Regions from separate parts of the Homo sapiens genome. Here region 1 is linked to region 2. Evidence: read pairs that join two places in POLR2A ChIA-PET (ENCODE). Cell type or tissue: A673. All regions are shown on one strand. Each heading gives the region's core, and the rest is flanking DNA. Links, peaks and the distances in the headings are about the cores only.

Region 1 (10,014 bases), core at 1,986-6,985, 790 kb after region 2:
ACCAATGTTTAAAATATTACCAATGGTGCTGCATTAAAATGCTTGTCAAACAAGTTTGTCCTCTTGTAAATGTATTTTGAAGTGAAGTTGCTGGTAACACAGATTGTAATATTTGATGAACAGGCAGAATTCCTGGATTCCACTCCCACCAGTGGTGTTTGGGGCACCCATTGGCCTACGGTAGTTCTCAGCCAGAGATGCTTCTTCCTCTGAGGTTCTGCCCCTGAGGGGACATTTGGCAATGCCTGGAGATATTTTTGGCTGTCACAACTTGGGGGATGGTGACGGAGATGCTACTGATATCTAGTGGACAGAAGGCAGGGATGCTGCTTGACACCTTACAATAAACAGGAGAGTCCCCCACAACAAAGAGTTATGTCAATAGTTCCAAGGATGAGAAACCCTGGCCTCCACCAAGATTGCCAGTGGGGGACAGTGTCATTCTTTCCAATCTTGCCAATCTGGTAGTTTGCAAAATGATAATTTATTCTATACCTTTTCAGGATAATAGAGATATCTTTATTTCTTCCTTTATATATTACTTGAATTTGATATAATGAACATGTATGATTTCTATAATTCTTTTGAAAGGCCATTAAGGATTTTTTATTTATTTATTTATTTTTGAGACGGAGTATCCCTCTGTTGCTCATGCTGGGGTGCAATGGCGCAATCTCGGTTCACTGCAACATCTACCTCCCGGGTTCAAGCAACTCTCCTGCCTCAGCCTTCTGAGTAACTGGGACTACAGGCACCCACCACCACGACCGGCTAATTTTTGTATTTTTAGTAGAGATGGGGTTTCACCATGTTGGCCAGGCTGGTCTCGAACTCCTGACCTCGTGATCCACCCACCTCAGCCTCCCAAAGTGCTGGGATTACAGGAGTGAGTCACTGCACTCGGCGCCATCAAGGGGTTTTTTTAAAGGTCTCTACCTCTTGGACCATTAACTGTTGACTGATGTTGCAGTGTGTTCCTAAGACTTAATTGTGTACGTGCCTGTGTGTTTTTCCTTGATGAGGTATAGAAGGAAGTCCTCAGTGCGGGCCTTGAGAATCCATCCGTGCTTCAGGTTCCAGTCTCCCATCCTCTGGCCATCAGAATTCCTCTATTGCTCTTCCAAACCATTTTCACCTGGTTGACACCCAGGCCCAGGGGCCATCTCCAAGAATCACCTTGGCCCAGAGAGACTCGTTACCACTGAGCAGACCTCCAAAACAAAATGTACCTTGCGGCTGACCCTGGGAAACCCAGCACATACACCATGGACTCATCTGCCCAGGGGCACATTTCATGCCCACGTTCATTTCCCAGCTTTGAAACCTGAGATCTATTTGCCCAGTGAAATTCCAGGGCTGTCAGAGCTGAGCCAAGCCCCCTGGTGCTGCTGCGGAGCTGGAGCTGGAGCTGCTGGCATAGGCTCTGGTGGGGCTCACATTCCCTCCTCATCTCCACTATGTCCCGTCAGAGTGGAAATGGAGTGGAGCCCAGTCTCACCCACTCCCACCCCCCACCCCCCCACCCGGCATGGCAAGGACTCCTGGAGCAGTACCGCACTCCTTCCACTTGGTGCAGAGTCAGCCAGAGTCAGCCTGGACGAAGTGTCCACGGGGAACTTGTTGGTATCACTTGGATATTCCCAAGAAAATTTCCCACGTGGTAGAAGTAGCGTAGACTTGCCTGCAGCCCTTGTGAATCGTGTGGAGTGGGCTCCTCCAATAGCCGACGTTCAGAGTGGGCAGACAGCTCCTGGCCCTGGTGCCGGGCACAGGACTTCTGCCAGCAGTTCTGTGTGTTTGATCTGCAGCCCAGTGTGGTTTTCCAGTAAAGCAAAGGTGTATGTGGAGGTTGCGTGGTCTAACGTCTCCACTCTCTAGAATCCACACCAGTCATGTCAGGGGCATGGAGTGTCCAAGCTGTGAGGCCATGAATGCCGGAGACACCTGAGCATTGCTGACGTGGAGAGATGGCAGTAATCGGGAGGGGAGGAGAGGACATAAGGAGATGGGCCTGAGTTCTCAGCCTGCCCTGCTGCCCATCCTGGGCAGATAAATCACTGGACCTCTTGGGCCTCAGCTTCCTCATTAACTGGTTATTGGAAGCATTCACCCTTTTTCAATCTGAAGTTTCCTCAAAAACACTGCCAATTAGAGAAAGCTGGCTAAAATGAACTAGAGATTTAAAGTAGAGTTTAGAGTAAGTCCAGCTCCTGTCTCTTATTCAAAAGTAACCAATGCTCAGAATAGGAAGGAAAAAAAAGAAATACAGCCAAGCAAAAAGTAGCTCCTAAAGAACACCCATGATTCCACCCACCCAAAGGCCGTGGCATCCTGGTGGAAGCCTTCTAGATACGTGGTTCTTTTCCTTTTGTTTTATTGAAATGTAGTCTCACTCTGTCACCTAGGCTGGAGTGCTGTGGTGAAATCTGGGCTCACTACAACCGCCGCCTCTCCTGTTCAAGCAATTCTCCTGCCTCAGCCTCCTGGGTAGCTGGGATTACAGGAGCCCCCGACCATATCCGGCTAATTTTTTGTATTTTTAGTAGAAATGGAGTGTCACCATGTTGGCCAGGTTGGTCTCGAACTCCTGACCTCAAGTGATCTGCCGGCCTCGGCCTCCCAAGGTGCTGGAATTACAGGCGTGAGTCACAACACTTGGTCAATATGTGATTCTTAACCCGGATTAGTAGCCTGCTTTTGGGGAAGGGAGCCCCTGAATTCACTAAAGTTGTGTGTTTGGGTTCAAGTTTCTACCTCTCATTCAATTCACAGAGAGGTTCTTGACTCATTGAAACAAGAACCAGTGTTTTAAGTATTTTCTTTGCATACATATCAAAAATACCTTTAATGAGATCTGACCACACAGGCTATTTTGCAATTTGCTGTTGTCCCTTACTAATATACTGAGCTTAATTTAACAAACCGTCTTTTGTGGGCCCTTTAGGATATTCTAGTTGTGTTGCTGTTACAACGAGTGCAGTGCACATATAAGTTGGGTGAAGAAGAATTAGAGCATAAAGAGAAATCAAGGAAAAAAAAACCATAAAATTTGAACAGCTGACAAAAGTGCTCAAAAGGGCACGAAAGGATGTCAAATTATCCTACAGTGATAAAAATTATCAATAAGAAACACGCAAGGGGCCGGGTGCAGTGGCTCATGCCTGTAATCCCAGCACTTCGGGAGGCTGAGGTGGGCGGATCACCTGAAGTCAGGAGTTCGAGACCAGCCTGGCCAACACGGTGAAACCCTGTCTCTATTAAAAATATAAAAATGTGGCAGGTGTGGCGGACGCCTGTAATCCCAGCTACTGGGGAGGCTATGGCAGGAGAGTTGCTTGAACCTAGGAGGCAAAGGTTACAGTGAGCCGAGATCCCGGCATTGCACTCCAGCCTGGGTGACAAGAGAGAAACTCTGTCTCAAAAAAAAAAAAAAAAAACACAAGGGGCCGGGAGTGGTGGCTCACGCCTGTAATCCCAGCACTTTGGGAGGCTGAGGCAGGCAGATCACTTGAGGTCAGGAGTTCGAGACCAGCCTGGCCAACATGGTGAAACCCTGTCTCTACTAAAAATACAAAAAGTCAGGTATGGTGGCATGCACCTGTAGTCCCAGCTACTTGGGAGGTTGAGGCGGGAGAATCACTTGAACCCAGGAGGCAGAGGTTGCAGTCAACTGAGATCACGCCGCTGCACTCCAGCCCGGGCAACAGAATGAGACTGTCTCAAAATAAAAACAAACAAGGGACTAATATTTTCAACCAATTATATTGAAGTCAACAAATATTTATTGGGCAGATGCTATGAATATTATCTGCCGGACCCTCTGCCAGGTGCTGCAGACTCAACAGGTAGCCGCCACTGACCTTACTGAGCTTACAAACTAGCAGAGACCAACATGGAAGTTATTTCACACTCAGACAGTTTGTGTTTAACCAAACTGCCTTCATGCCCCATGACCTTGGCCACAGCTCTCTCATTATGGAAACTGTCAGGAGGTCTGGGCATAGGCGCGGTTTGATGAATCAACGTTGGCAGGGAGAGACACAGAGGAATCCTGAATCATCTCGCTCCCCATGCTCTTCTCGCGCCATGACCCGGCCTCCCTGCCTTTGGGGAGGCTGCATGTTCCAGCCCTGAGTGGAGGCCCCCTCCAAGCTCACACCCAACCCACAGGTTCTCCCTGAAAGAAGGTCATTCAACCCCTGCATGTTCTTTTCAGAAACAGGATGTTCACTGCCCTCTGCCTCAGCCCCTTCCTGCTTGTTTGAACCTTTTCCTTATATTGAACTGCAACAGCGCTCCCTATAACTTCCTCTGATTGGTCCCAGAACCTCACAGAACAAGTCTGTCATTTTCTCCAACCTGCAGATCTAAAGACCTTTAGATCTTCCTTGGGTGAAGCATGCAATCCCATAGTCTGCTCCTTGAGTGGATGCCGAGGGTCTGTGATGCCCTTCCCTGGCAGGAAGGGCCTGCAAACCCCTGCTGATTCACCAAACTGCACATGCCCAGACCTTCTGACAGGGTATTCATGAGCAGATGGCCACAGCAGGGGGCAGCAAGGGCCAGACACTTGGGGGCCAGCTATGCTGATGACACTGAAAAAACTTTCGCAGCTTCAAGAGCTGGGTGGGGAAGGACGAGAAGATGGGCCAGCCCTGATTGGAGGACCTAATCGGCTGTCCTCCCAAAAGGAGCCTGTGTGCCTTACAGCAGAGCTTCTCACAATTAAAGTGCATGCCAATCTCCTGGAAGTCTGCTAAACTGTGGGCTTAGGGTAGGGCCTGAGACTCTGCATTTCTTACAAGCTCCCAGTGCTGTGCTGATGCTTTAGACTATGCTTTGAGTAGCAAGACCCTGGGGCAGAGGGGAGGATCACAGTCCTCTATGAGAGCTTTAAAAATAGGGAAAGCGGCTGGGCACGGTGGGTCATGCCTATAATCCCAGCACTTTGGGAGGCTGAGGCGGGCAAATGACCTGAGGTCAGGAGTTCAAGACTAGCCTGGCCAACACGGTGAAACCCTATCTCTACTAAAAATACAAAAATTAGCTGGGCGTGGTGGTGGGTGCCTGTAGTCCCATCTACATGGGAGCCTGAGAGAGGAGAATCGCTTGAACCCAGGAGGCAGAGGTTGCAGAGAACCAAGATCATGCCACTGCACTCCAGCCTGGCGACACAGCAAGACTCTGTCTCAAAAATAAGTAAATAGGCTGGGCGCCTAATTATTTATTTATATTTATATATTTTTTATATTTATATTTTTTAAATAAATTTATTTTTATAAATTTATTTTATAAATAAATAGGCTGTGCACCTATTTATTTTTATTTATATATATTTTTTATTTATATTTTATTTATATTTATATTTATATTTATTATTTATTTATTTTATTACAGGCTCTCGCCTGTAGTCCCAACACTTTGGGAAGCCAAGGCGGGTGGATCACTTGAGGTCAGGAGTTTGAGACCAACCTGGCTAACATGGTGAAACCCTGTCTCTACTAAAAATACAAAAATTAACTGGTTGTTGTGGCAGGCATAAGCCCAGCTACTCGGGAAGGCTGAGGCAGGAGAATCACTTAAACCCGAGAGGCAGAGGTTGCAGTGAGCTAAGATCATGCCACTGCACTCCAGTCTTGGCAACAGAGTGAGACTCCATCTTAAAAATAAATAATAAATAAATAAATAAATAAATAAATGTGGATTCCCAGGCCATACCATAAACCAATTAAATCAGAATCTCTAGGGCTGGATTCCTGGCATTGCTACTTTATAAAAGGCCTTAGTTAGTTCTAATGTGCACACAGGGTAAAAAATCAGTGATTGACACCCCTCCACTCCCCGCCACCTTCTCTTTCACTGCTTCAGCTTGAAATCTCTACTGGGTGAGACTGATGACCAGCCCAGTTTGGTTTGGAGCAGAAGCAGTGGTTTTCAGGATCACCTGGGAGCTTTATAAAATGTCCATGTCAGGGCTCCTGCCCCAGACCAACTGAATCAGAATTGCTAGGTGTCAGGGCCAAGAGATTCTTGTTTCACAAAGCTACCCAGATGGTGCTAAGGTTCAGCCACCAGTGTAGAGCCTAATATAAGAACCATCTAGGATTACCACATTCTTCCGCTGAACATTCAGATTCAAAGTCTGGGGTGAGGACCAGGAACCTGTATGTTTAACAAGTGCCATAGGTGATTCTCATGAGATGCAAGGTTGAGAAACACAGATGGAGGAAAGATCCCTGGATTGGAGTCAGTAAGACAGGGCTCCTGGCTGTGTGACTTCTCACAGGTCACTTACCCTCTCTGAGATTCATGTCTTCATCTGTAAAATAGAGATGATGATAATAACTGCGTGAGGCAGAGATGGATCTCTGCCCCCAGAGACCTGTGTTCTCAGTCCATAGGACGCAGTAGGTGTTGGAAAGAGGCTGCCACTCACCAGGGACTGCATTTCCCAGCTCCACTTTGCATTGAGGTGGGGCGACCACATGACTGAGTTGTGGCCAATGAATGTGGGCAGAAGTGAGGAATGCTGCTGCCCATAAAACCCCCATGATCCGCCACTCTCTCTGCCCATCTGCCCATTGGATATCAATGCCTGGGGTAGCTTCAAAGCCCCAAGGGAAAGTTGATAGAACTCTTTGTTCCTCCCCACACCGCTGCCAACTGGACTTTATATGAGTGAAAAATAAACGTCCATGTGTTTAGCTACTGTGACTTGTATCTGTTAAAGTAATGAGTGCTATGTTACCAAACATACTGCCTCTGGGAGTGTGGCAAAAATTAAATGCTCTAATGCAGAGGTTGCAAACAGACAAGGTGTGGGCTTGGATCCACCCTGTAGATATGTTCTGTTATGCCTGCCCCAGTGTTCTTTTTTATATAAATTTATCAATAAATTTTTATTTTTATTTTTTATGAGATGGAGTCTTGCTCTGTTGCCCAGGCTGGAGTGCAGTGGCGCCATCTTGGCTCACTGCAACCTCTGCCTCCCAGGTTAAAGCGATTCTCCTGCCTCAGCCTCCCAAGTAGCTGGGATTACAGCCGCACAGCACCATGCCCAGCTAATTTTGTATTAAGAGATGGGGCTTCGTCATATTGGCCAGGCTTGTCTCGAACTCCTGACCTCAGGTGATCCACCTGCCTTGGTCTCCCAAAGTGCTGGGATTACAGGCGGGAGCCACTGCACCCAGTCGAATTTATTAATACATTTTTAAATGAGCAAATTCACACAAACCTCTGGATTTCCAGGTTCGTGAAAACCCAGAATCGCTGGCACCTGGGTTTGCATTCCAGTGGCTGGACGAGGAGCGGCTGTCCTGTTGAGCGGAACTTGTGCTCCCCAGTTTGCCACAGTCTCCACCACACAGCATTGCTTTATGCCTGGCTTGCCTCACATTCATGACACTTCTCCCATATGCCTACAGCTTCTCGAGTCAGTGAACCCTGATGCAATAGATGTAGAAGTTACGCGTTAGCTGTTAAGATTTTTCACAGCAAAATTCAAGTGACTTCTTGCTCTCAGGAAAGCCATTCTTGCCCAGAATTTGGAAGCAAAATCTTCTGGGTACTCCTTACGGGCTGAAAGATGTTCCCCACCCCGACCCTACCCATATCTGTGGCCATTTCAGCATCCGCTACATGGAGGCAGAGGTAAGAGATGGGACAAGCTCAACTGGATTTGGGGGTCAGATAGACCTGGGTCCCAACGCCAGCTATGCTTGCTTCCTAGCTGGGGATTTGGGGCCAGGCATTTCTTGTTTTCTTTCTTTCTCTCTCTCTTTTTTTCTTGCTCACTTTTCTCTCTCTCTTTCTTTCTTGCTCACTTTTCTCTCTCTCTCTCTATCTCTCGCTCTTTCTTTTTTTTGAGATGCAGTTTCTCTCTTGTCACCCAGGCTGGAGTGCGATGGCACAATCTCAGCTCACTGCAACCTCTGCCTCCCAGGTTCAAGCAATTCTTCTGCCTCAGCCTCCCAAGTAGCTGGGATTACAGGCACCCACAACCATGCCCAGCTAATTTTTGTATTTTTAGTAGAGACGGGGTTTCACCATGTTGGTCAGGCTGGCCTCGACCTCCTGACCTCCGGTGATTCGCCCGCCTCGGCCTCCCAAAGTGCTGGGATTACAGGTGTGAGCCACAGCCCTGGTCAGCATTTACTGTTTTCTGAGTTGCTGTTTCCATCTGTCAAATGTGGACATTAATGCCCTTTCCATGAGATTTTGGTAACAGGTCTAGCTCAGAAGGACACTCAGACGATGTGAATTCCCTTCCCTTTTCCTGCAGTGTGAGGACCAGGATTGGCTTGCCCTCAGTGGTCACGGGGAAATCAAGCAATATCTTTTTTTTTTTCCTAAACAACTTTGATTTAAAAAATTAAAAAAATATATGGAATAATGCATGTCTACAATAGGTATATTAGTCAGCTTGGGCTGCCATAACAAAATATCACACCCCAGGTGGCTTACACATCAGAAACTAAATGAAAGAAGTAGACCAAAAAAAAAAAAAAATCAGAAACTCATTTTCTCATAGTTGTGGAAGCTGCAAGTCCAAGATCAAGGTGCCAGCAGGGTTGGTTTCTGTTGAGGCCTCCCTTGCTGACTTGCAGACGGCAACCGTCTCACTGTGTCCTCACAGGGCCTTTCTTCTGTGAGCACTCCTGTGTCTCTTCCTCTTAGAAGAACAAGAGTCTTGTTGAATTAGGGCTTTGCCCTTATGACCTAATCTAACCTTTATTGTGTCCTCAAAGGCCCTATTTTCATATATAACCACATTAGGGATTACTTCATCATATCAATTTTCGGATGCACAATTAAGTCCATAACAGAAGGAAAATCAGAAACTCCAATTAAGAAAAATAAACAACAGGCCAGGTGCAGTGGCTCATGCCTGTAATCCCAGCACTTTGGGAGGCCAAGGAGGGTGGGTCATTTGAGGTCAGGAGTTCAAGACCAGCCTGGCCAACATGGTGAAACTCTGTCTCTACTAAAAATACAAAAATTAGCCAGGTGTGGTGACACGTGCTTGTAATCCCAGCTACTTGGGAGACTGAGGCAGGAGAATTGCTTGAACCCAGGAGGTGGAGGTTGCAGTGAGCCGAGATTGTGCCACTGTACTCCAGGCTGGGTGACAGAATAAGACTCCATTCAAAAAAAAAAAAAGAAAGAAAAATAAACAACAACAAAAAAGCCCACTCATGATCTCTTCTTACCCTTGTCTCCAATCTCAATATAACCACATGACTACTATTAGACTTTTATTGACTGCCCTTCTACAATTTATATGTCTTAAAAAATTGAATTGTACATACTTTTTTGGTAACCCTTTTTTTTCCTCTTTACATTTTAAAGATTGTAATAACCTAAGCTAAATAGAATTTTTAAAACACCTTACATAATCAATACCTGTTCTTAAAATTTAAACGTATCATGAAATCCTTCCTTATATTTAGTGGATATAAATTATTCCATGGCCAGGCATGATGACTCACACCTATAATCTCAACAATTTGGGACACCTAGATGGGCAGATTGCTTGAGCTCAGGAGTTCAAGACCAGCCTGGGCAACATGATGAAACCCCATCTCTATGAAAAGTACAAAAGTTAGCTGGGCATGGTGGCACAAGACTGTTGTCCCAGCTACTCAGGAGGCTGAAGTGGGAGGATCACCTGAGCTCGTGGAGGTCGAGGCTGTAGTGAGCCATGATTGCATCACTGCACTCCAGCCTGGGCAACAGAGTGAGACCCTGTCTCAATCAATCAATTCATCCAACCATGTTATAGATATACTCTAATTTTTAAATCAAATCCCCTATTGTCTGGACACTTCAAAGTCCATTTTCTATGGACTTAGTGTTCATTAGCTCTTGACTTTAGGCTACTAATATTCATATCCAGATGAGTGTCAGTTTCCCGATGTATATTATAAGGATGATAACAATATCTATCTCAATTACAATAACGTCTATAAAGTGCTTAGCACACTGTCTGACACATGGAAACCCTCATGACTGTTA
Region 2 (10,014 bases), core at 2,541-7,540:
TCATGGAAGGCATAGCCTTTATTCATGCTTTCTTTTTTAAAAATATTTTTCATCATGCACACTTTTTGCCCATTAATACCCACACAACAACTTATGCAGTAGATGTTACTCTTAACACCCATTTTATAGATGAAGAGGCTCAGAGAAAAAGAGGGGCTTAGCCCAGGCCACATAGAGAATAAACTGATTTGGACACAGGTCTGTCTGACTCCAAACACCATTCTCTTCTTCATGCTATAGGTTGTTTTTCTCCCTTCAGTAAACGTTTCTTGAGCACCTACATGTCCCACGCCCCATGCTGGCCTGAAGGAGGACACAAAGATAGGTAAGAACCATTTGTTCCCTTCAGGAGGAAGAGATAAAATCTCCCCAGTTCTTCCCATTTCTGCCCATTCCCTATACAGAGGGTCAGCATTTGCTTGTTGTTTTTTGTTTTTTGTTTTAGACAGTCTCGATCTGTTGCTCAGGCTGCAGTGGCATGATCTTGGCTCACTGCAACCTCCCCCTCCCAGTTCAAGTGATTCTCCTGCCTCAGCCTCCTGGGTAGCTGGGACTACAGATGCCTGCCACCACGCCTGGCTAATTTTTGTATTTTTAGTAGAGACGGAGTTTCACCATTTTGGCCAGGCTAGTCTCGAACTCCTGACCTCATGTGATCTGCCCCCCTCAGCCTCCCAAAGTGCTGGGGTCACAGGCGTGAGCCACCACGCCCACTCAGCATCTATTTTTATAAGATGTATATATTGCCTATAGCAGCTTTAATGCTACAAATTTGAGTAGGTGTAGCAGAGACCATGTGGCCCACAAAGCTGAAATATTGGCTGCCTGGCCCTTTACAGGAAAAGTTTGCCAACTCCTGGTCCACACCGTGCCAGGCACTGACGATGCACCACCACACTTACTTCTCAACTCGACTCTGGAAGGTGTCCTACTACGATGTCCATGCTACAGATGAGAAATGAGGCTCAGAGGCAGGAGATGGCTTGTCCCATTGCTGGAAAGGTACAAAGTTGGATAATTCCAAAGCCCACCACGGCTCCAAGCCACATAAAAAATGTTGATGGCCAATGTTTTGAAACATTAGCATTCACTCTTGAAAGAGCTCACAACCGGCCAGCGCAGTAGCTCACGCCTGTAATCCCAGCACCTTGGGAGGCCAAGGTGGGCAGATCATGATTTTAGGAGATCAAGACCATCCTGGCTAATACGGTGAAATCCCATCTGTACTAAAAATACAAAAAATTAGCCGGGTTTGGTGGGCAAGCGCCTGTAGTTCCAGCTACTTGGGAGGCTGAGGCAGGAGAATCGCTTGAACCCGGGAGGCAGAGGTTGCAGTGAGCCAAGATGACACCACTGCACTCCAGCCTGGGTGAGAAAGCGAGAGTCTGTCTCAAAAAAAAAAAAAAAAGAAAGAAAGAGCTCACAACCTCCATTAGCAGTGGGCCACTGGACTATCCCCATAGTCCCCACTCCGCAAACACCTACATCTGCCATGTTGTCTTAGAGAGACCTGAACCTGGTCAGGTCCCCAGTCCTGCACGGGTGCCCTTCTCCTACAGGCACCAGAAGACCTTTCACTGTGGTGAACAGGCATTCATGAGTTCATCCAAAATCTGAGGCTGGTGTCATGATCTTCTGTTACTCAGTCTTTGTGGGAGGGCAGGTTCACATCTGAAGGAGGAGCTGAAAGTTGGCTGGAGTGCACCACATGGCAAAAGTGGCCCGTTTATGAGAAGCTCCTTAAACTTGGTCTTTTTCTCTACTCCTGTGAGACAGGTAAGATGCTTAAATCTACACTTTTTTTTTTTTTTTTAAGAGACAGGTTCTTGCTCTCTTGCCCAGGCCGGAGTGCAATACCACGATCCTAGCTCACTGCAGGCTTGAACTCCTGGGATCAAGCGATACTCCCACATAGCTGGGACTACAGGTGCCCGCCACCATGCCCAGCTATTTTTTTTTTGTTTGTTCGTTTGTTTGTTTTTGGTAGAGATGAGGTTGTGCTGTATAGCGCAAGCTGGTCTCAAACTCCTGGGCTCAAGCAATTCTCCCGCCTTGGCCTCCCAAAGTGCTGGGATTAGCAGCCCTGAGCCACCACGCCCAACTATATTACCTAGTTCTTTTTTTTTTTTTTTTTTTTTTTTTGAGATGGAGTCTCACTCTGTCTCCCAGGCTGGAGTGCAGTGGTGCAATCTCGGCTCACTGCAAACGCCACCTCCCAGGTTCAAGCGATTCTCCTACTTCAGCCTCCCAAGTAGCTAGAATTACAGGCATGTGCCACCACACCCAGCTAATTTTTGTATTTTTAGTAGAGATGGGGTTTCGCTATGTTGGTCAGGCTGGTCTCAAACTCCTGACCTCAGGTGATCCGCCCACCTTGGCCTCCCAAAGTGCTGGGATTACAGCCATGAGCCACTGCTCCTGACTACATTAACTAGTTCTTATCAGGAGCTGACTGCCTTTAGCATACACAATTTGCACTGTTGTCCTCCCAGCACTCACCTTCACAAGCCAAAGGCTTGCTCGCAACTCCTACCTCCCAGCCCTGGGGCTTCTTAATTTCTGGCTGTGGAAGAAGATTCAGCCAATCAAGCAAGCAGGAAATGCCAGAGTGAACACTCCTGGAAGCAAGCTTCAACCAAGGGCAGCTGGGCAGTTAACGTATGAACACCCAGCTTTCTCCCTGCTTGGCTGGGAGGCCATCCTCTCCCCTCTGTCCGAGGTGTGTTCTGCCCCGTCTCCCAGAGTTCACAGAGGCATGAAGCTCCAGTTGCTCTGGGCTGTCCTCATCCCACAAACACATTGGCTGACTTCCTCCCATTCCCTGTCTCACATCTTCTCCTACTGGTGCTTGCTGGGATCACCTCCCAAATCAACTACTTGTAAAATAATACTGAGAATCTTGTCTCAGAGGCTGCTTCTGGAAAAATTCAGAGACAAGCACCAAGAGTTCTTCATGCCCTCTCACCTGATCCTGACACTGCCCCGGGAGCCAGCTTCATCCCCATTTTTCTGAGGTGTCGGCTGAGGGGCTCACAGAGGTAAAGCAAGCAGAACCCCAGCCTGCTAGGCATTAGCAAGGGCCAGAGGGCTCAAGAAAAGGTCCTGCATCAGGCATGGTGGCTCACGTATATAATCCCAGCACTTTGGGAGGCCAAGGCAGGCGGATTACTTGAGTCCAGGAGTTCGAGAGCAGCCTGGGCAACATGGCAAAACCCTGTCTCTACAAAAAAAATCAGCCAGGCACGGTGGCTCATGCCTGTAATCCCAGCACCTTGGGAGGCCGAGGTGGGTGGATCATGAGGTCAGGAGATCGAGACCATCCTGGCTAACACGGTGAAACCCCGTCTCTACTAAAAATACAAAAAGTTAGCCAGGCATGGTGGCGGGCACCTGTAGTCCCAGCTACTTGGGAGGCTGAGGCAGGAGAATGGCATGAACCCGGGAGGCGAGCTTGTAGTGAGCCGAGATCGTGCCACTGCACTCTAGCCTGGGCAACAGAGCCAGACTCCATCTCAAAAAAAAAAAAAAAAATCAAAAACTTAGCCAGATGTCGTGGCTCATGCCTATGGTCCCAGCTACTCGGGAGGCTGAGGTGGGAGGATCGCTTGAGCCCAGGAGATGGAGGCTGTAGTGAGCCATGATCATGCCACTTAACTCCAGCCTGGGCGACAGAGCAAAACCCCATCTCAAATAACTAAATAAAATAAAAAGAAAGCGTCCTGGTCTTCATCACAGAGTGAAACTGTCCCAAACCGAGGCTACACTCCAACCTTCCAGCTCTTTCTGCTCCAGGTCCAGCTCCCACCTCCCATGTAGCCATCCTCTATCCAAGAAGATGGCTGTAATGGGACCAGAATCAGCCTGTCATAAAAGATGGAGAACTAAGAGCTCTCCATAAAAATGATCTCCATGGCAAAATTAGGAGGGAAAAACAGCATGGATGAAAGTTGCATTTATTAAATAATAATCGCGAACGCTCACTTCATGCCTACTGTATGCTAGCTGCTGTTCCAAGTGTTTTACAATGAAATAAATTTTTAAAATTTTTGCACAACTCTTTGAGATAGGCACTATTGCTTTCTTCATTTTACAGTCAAGGAACTGAGGCACGAGAAAGTTATGAAGTTTGTCCAGGGTCATAAAGCTAGCAGATGAGGGAACTAGACTCAGGCAGTATAACTCCAGCTACAGTCATTACAATGAGCCACACAACGCAGTGGGTCAAGGAGGAGCCACTCACACAAAGATCGTCCCATAAGATTATAACCGTATTTTCAACATACTTTTCTATGTTTAGATGAGGTTGGAGGCAGGACTGGACTCGAGGTGGAGCTTGCACACCAGACCAGATTGAAGACTAGCTGAAACAGGAAAGAGGTAAAAGGATGCTCTGTAAGACACACCCACCAGTGCCCTGTCAGTTTACTGTTGCCATGGCAACACCCGGACGTTCTCACCCCTTCCCATGGCAATGACCCGTCTACGCAGAAGTTACTGCTATTTTTCTAGAAATTTCTTCATAATCCACCCCTTAATTTGCATGTAATTAAAAGTGGATCTTGACCGGCTGCAGTGGCTCATGCCTGTAATCCCAGCACTTCGAAAGGCTGAGGCAGGAGGATCACCTGAGATCAGGAGTTTGAGACCAGTCTGGCCAATATGGTGAAACCCCGTCTCTACTAAAAATACAAAAATCAGCCGGGTATGGTAGCAGGCGCCTGTAATCCCAGCTACTACAGAAGCTGAGGTGGGAGAATCGCTTGAACCCTGGAGGCAGAAGTTGCAACGAGTCGAGATCGCGCCAATGCACTCCAGCCTGGGTGACACAGCAAGACTCGATCTCAAAAAAAAAAAAAAAAAGTGAATATCAATATGAGTGCAGAACTGCCCCTGGCCCTGAGCTGCTATTCTGTCACACTGCCTGTGGCAGTACCTCTGTGGCTGACGTACGCTGCTTCAATAAAAGTTGCTAACATCACCGGCTCACCCTTGAATTCTTTCCTGGACAAAGACAAGAACTCTCCCAAGCTAAGCCCCAATTCTGGGGCTTGCCAGTCTGGCGTCATCCATACACAGACACTTCCCACTGTGTTACCATCGTCTATGTTATGGGGTCAGTTGCATGCTGCAGTTTGTAGCCTAGGGGTGGCAGGCTGCACCAGCCCTAGTGTGTGGGAGGCTATCCCATCTAGGGATGTATAGTGGACTCTATGATGTTCACACAGGGTTGAAATCACCTAATACAACTTTTCTCAGAACATATCCCCGTCTTTAAGGGACACACGGCTGTACTCCCAACCCTCTTCCCCATAGGGTGCCTGTGGCACAAAGTGGGTTCTCTCAATGATCCGTTGAGAGACACTGTGGCACTGCGGGAGACAGCGTCCCCTACAGGCCTGGAGGTCCCAGTTTTCGGTTTTGTTCAGATGTGAAGGAAGTTCTGGCATCTGCCTAGGGTGGGGTGAATTTTTTAGGTGGGGGGTGGGGAATGGAGTCTCCCTCTGTTGCCCAGGCTGGAGTGCCGTGGTGTGATCTTGGCTCACTGCAGCCTCCACCTCCCGGGTTCAAGCGATTCTCCTGCCTCAGCCTCTGGAGTAGTTGGAATTACAGGCACGCACCACCATGCCCTTTTGTATTCTTAGCAGAGACGGGGTTTTACCATGTTTAGCCAGGCTGGTCTCAAACTCCTGACCCTCAAGTGATCCGCCCACCTCAGCCTCCCAAAGTGCTGGGATTACAGGCATGAGCCACTGCACCGGGCCTTAGGGTGGGATGAAAGAGGCTTAACCAAGGCTCTCTGAGGACAAAAACATGGGATGACCTTCTTAGCTTTTTTTTTTTTTTTTTTTGAGAGGGAGTTTTGCTCTTGTCACCCAGGCTGGAATGCAGTGGCACGATCGTGGCTGGCTGCAACCTCTACCTCCCGGGTTCAAGCGATTCTCGTGCCTCAGTCTCCCGAGTAGCTGGGACTACAGGTGCCTGCCACCATGCCTGGCTAATTTTTGTATTTTTTAGTAGAGACGGGGTTTCACTGTGTTGGCCAAGCTGGTCTCAAACTCCTGACCTCAGGTGATGCACCCACCTCGGCTTCCCAAAGTGCTGGAATTACAGGCGTGAGCCACTGCGCCTGGCCAGCTTTGTTTTTTATCATCTTTATTGATACATAATTTACATATGGTAAAGTGCACCTATTTTAAGTAGACAGTTCAATGAGTTTTGACAAATATATACGTTTGTGTAGACATCGCAATAATCATGATCTGGAACATTTCCCTCACTCCTTCCTGCCTCTCGACAGTCAATTCCCTCCTCCAGTCGCCAGCTGGGGCAGCCACTTATCTGCTTGCTGTCCCTTCAGTTCCACCTTTCCTAGTGTGGTCCCCTGAGCATCTGCCTCTCGGCTCTGCAGGAGGATTTTAACACGCAGGGCCCCAGGCCCTGCATGCACCCAGGGAGCCTGATGCTGATGATGGGACCCACATATCCGTGTTTCAGTGGTGCTCGCCAATGCCTGAGACCACTGCCTTGGGACTGCGATTTTTGGATGGCCCACCTGGGCCTGTCTCATCTGGTTATGTCCCCTGAGATGAGCACTGTGCCCGGGCTAGTTGGGGTGCCTGAAAACAACTCATTTCCCCTCACTCTCCAAGGAGGTACATTCTGTACCTCTGCCATGTGGCAGACCCGCTCAGCTTTTCCTGCCTGTGACATTAGAGGGCCACCATGTGAGGCAGCTTTTGCTACCAGAATAAGGGCTGCAGTGAAAAGCACATGCACCCCCGAGGCAATCAGGAACATGCTTCCATTATATCTGTCCAGATGACAGCATGTGGAACTAATGATGAGTAAAAGGTCTGCAAGCCACAGCCTGGCCAGGCCGGAAACCTGCATGCACCAGCTTCAGGAAAGATCTGAGAGGGGACCTCAGTGCTGCTTCCTGCAGGATTCTGACAGGCTTGAAGACAATGCTGCTAACTGAAGTATGCTGTGGGCTGTAACTGTCTCTGATCTTCCCCATGGCCTCATGCTCTTCACCTGACATGTGGCCAACTAGGATTTTCCTCATCAACTTTTTTTTTTTTTTTTGAGACAGAGTTTCACTCTTGTGCCCAGGCTGGAGTACAATGGTGCAGTCTCAGCTCCCTGCTACCTCTATCTCTTGGGTTCAAGCCATTCTCCTGCCTCAGCCTCCTAAGGAGCTGGGATTACAGGTGCCTGCCACCATGCCTGGCTAATTTTTGTATTTTTAGTAGAGACGGGGTTTCACCAAGTTGGCCAGGCTGGTCTCGAACTCCTTACCTCAGGTGATCCGCCCACCTCAGCCTCCCAAAAGTGCTGGGAATACAGGTGTGAGCCACCACACCTGGCATTCTCATCAGCATTTCTATTTCACCACTGCCCCGGAAACCCGGGCAATGATCCTGAGTCTACCCACCAGTACCTACTGGATTTCCATTCTGCTGACTGGCCTGCTTCCACATTTGCCACAATGGACAATTTCAAAAGCTTCTTTTTTTTTTTTTTTTTTTAAGAGATGGGGTCTTGTCTAGGTACAATGGCTCACACCTGTAATCCCAGCACTTTTGGAGGCCAAGGTGGGCACATCACTTGAGGTCAGGAGTTCAAGACCAGCCTGGCCAACATGGTGAAATCCCTGTCTCTACTAAAAATACAAAAATTAGTTGGGCATGATGGCGCATACCTGTAGTCCCAGCTACTCAGGAGGCTGAGGCAGGAGAATCACTTGAACCCAGGAGACGGAGGTTGCAGTGAGCCGAGATCCAACCGCTGCACTCCAGCCTGGGCGACAGAGTGAGACTCTGTCTCAAAAAAACAAAAAACAAAAAGAGATGGGGTCTTGCTATGTTGTCCAGTTTGGATTCAAACTCCTAGACTCAAGTAAGCCTCCTGCTCCAGCCTCCCAAGCAGCTGGGACTATGGGCACTCATCACCCTTCCCAGCTTTTTCCAGGAGCTTCTTGATTCCAATCTGGCTCCAAGCAGCAGGAGAAGTAGGACTGAGTGAGGAATTGGGCTCCAGCCACCACCAAAGGCCGCAGCTCTTACCTGGCGTAGAGAACAACAAACTGTGGCACCAACAGTCATATCCAGACAAGTCCAGGAAGGCCAAGGTCAGCTCTGAGGGCCACACATGAAACTGAGCACGTCAGCAGTGAGCAGCCAGAAGGATGAACAGACTTGAAACCAGATCACAGGAGGGATATCTGGGGATGTGTTAGTCCATTCTCACACTGCTATAAAGATAATACTGAGACTGAGTAATTCATAAAGAAAAGAGTTTTAATTGACTCGTGGTTCTGCATGGCAGGGGAGGCCTCAGGAAACTTACAATCATGGCAGAAGGTGAAGGGGAAGCAGGCACGTCTTACCTGGCAGCAGGAGAGAGAGAGAAGAGAGAGAGAGGGGAGAAAGCAGGGAGAGGGAGAGGGAGAGGGAGAGACAGGGAGGGAGAGAGAGGGAGAGAGGAAGGAAGGGAGAGAGGGAGAGAGAGGAAGGGAGAGGGAGAGAGGGAGGGAGGGAGAGAGGGAGGGAGGGAGGGAGAGAGGGAGGGAGGGAGAGAGGGAGGGAGGGAGGGAGAGAGGGAGGGAGGGAGAGAGGGAGGGAGGGAGAGAGAGATCGAGAGAGAGAGATAGATAGAGATAGAGAGAGATAGAGAGAGAGAGAGAGCACAAAAGAGAAACTGCCACTTATAAACCATTAGATCTCATGAGAACTCCCTCACTATCACGAGAACAGCATGGGGGAAACCACCCCCGTGACCCAATTGTCTCCCACCAGGTGCCTCCCTCCACGGGGGGATTACAATTTGAGATGAGATTTGGGTGGAGACACAGAGCCTAACCATATCAGGGAGACTATGGGCATTTAGCCAGAAGAGAGGACATGAATAGAGCATCTGAGTGCTGACCCCAACATCTGAAAGACCCATTTGTGGGAAACAGATGTATTTGCACAGCCTCGGGCACAGCCAGGACCAGTGGGTAGACAATTCAAGGAAGGCAATTGTTTATATAAAGAATTAATAACACACAGTGAAAGATGTCCAACAATGGACTTGGACCCCCAGTTAAACAGTGAACTCTCCAACAGGGGTGTAGCCAAGTGAGGGCCAGAAAACTTCTAGGTGAATAAGAGGCTTGACAATTAGAAGACTTGGATTCGGGGACCTTCAAGAACCTTCTATCAATAGCTGTGAGCTTCTTTCAGGCAGGAATGAGCCGCTGTTAATTTTTCTGCCACCGTAATCACACTGATAGCCACCAGGTGGCAACAAAGCCACACCTTCAGCACCATGGATCATGTCCTAGCCAACAGAAAACCCATTGGAAAACAAGCCCCCTGCCCCCTCAACCAAACCATAAACAACTAATTGATTCAGATTAATTAACATTTCTGGACAAAGACTGTAAATCAAGTTCTCAACCGAGCGTGGTGTAATCCCAGCACTTCGGGAGGCCGAGGTGGGCAAATCACAAGGTCAGAAGTTTGAGACCAGCCTGGCCAACATGGTAAAACCCCAACTCTACTAAAAATACAAAAATTAGCCAGGAGTGATGGCACACGCCTGTAATCCTAGCTACTCAGGAGGCTGAGACAGGAGAATTGCTTGAACCCAGGAGGCAGAGGTTGCAGTGAGACAGGAGCATCACTTGAACCCAGGAAGTGGAGGTTGCAGTGAAACAGGAGAATTGCTTGAACCCAGGAGGTGGAGGTTGCAGTGAGCTGAGATCGTGTCACTGCACTCCAGCCTGGTGGCACAGCGAGACTCCATCTCAGAAAAAACAAATAAATAAAGTTATCAGTAGAGCTTTAGTTACCAGCATGACCCAGAGGGCTCTAGGTGAAGTGTGTAATTGTAATTTTCTTTAGAGATTTATCATCTTTTTTGTTTTAATTTTCCGGTGAAGTACAACATGCATACAGTAGCATGCACAAATCATCAGCACACAGCTCAGCGCCTCTTCATAAACAGAGCACCCCCGTACCCAGCTCA

The links. ChIA-PET counts read pairs that join two places held together with the same protein. Peaks named below come from ENCODE experiments on the same cell type or tissue, not always from the same donor. Only the 100,000 strongest peaks of a DNase experiment are listed, where the experiment ranks them.
Region 1: POLR2A ChIA-PET joins it to region 2 with 6 read pairs; 1 of 35 experiments calls an interaction of 5 or more read pairs at or near these places.

What each region holds. Positions count from the first base shown.
Region 1 is chr20:44,227,338-44,237,351 of GRCh38, forward strand. No RefSeq gene overlaps it. Among named protein-coding and RNA genes, the nearest start is that of GDAP1L1, 15 kb to the right of the region's middle. RefSeq lists an enhancer at 4,462-5,091. In A673, for the core only: no CTCF peak of the experiment used is centred there; a DNase peak (open chromatin) is centred at 4,584.
Region 2 is chr20:43,439,872-43,449,885 of GRCh38, forward strand. No RefSeq gene overlaps it. Among named protein-coding and RNA genes, the nearest start is that of SRSF6, 13 kb to the right of the region's middle. RefSeq lists silencers at 4,320-4,511, 5,242-5,444. In A673, for the core only: a CTCF peak has its summit at 5,377 (motif pointing left); a DNase peak (open chromatin) is centred at 5,380.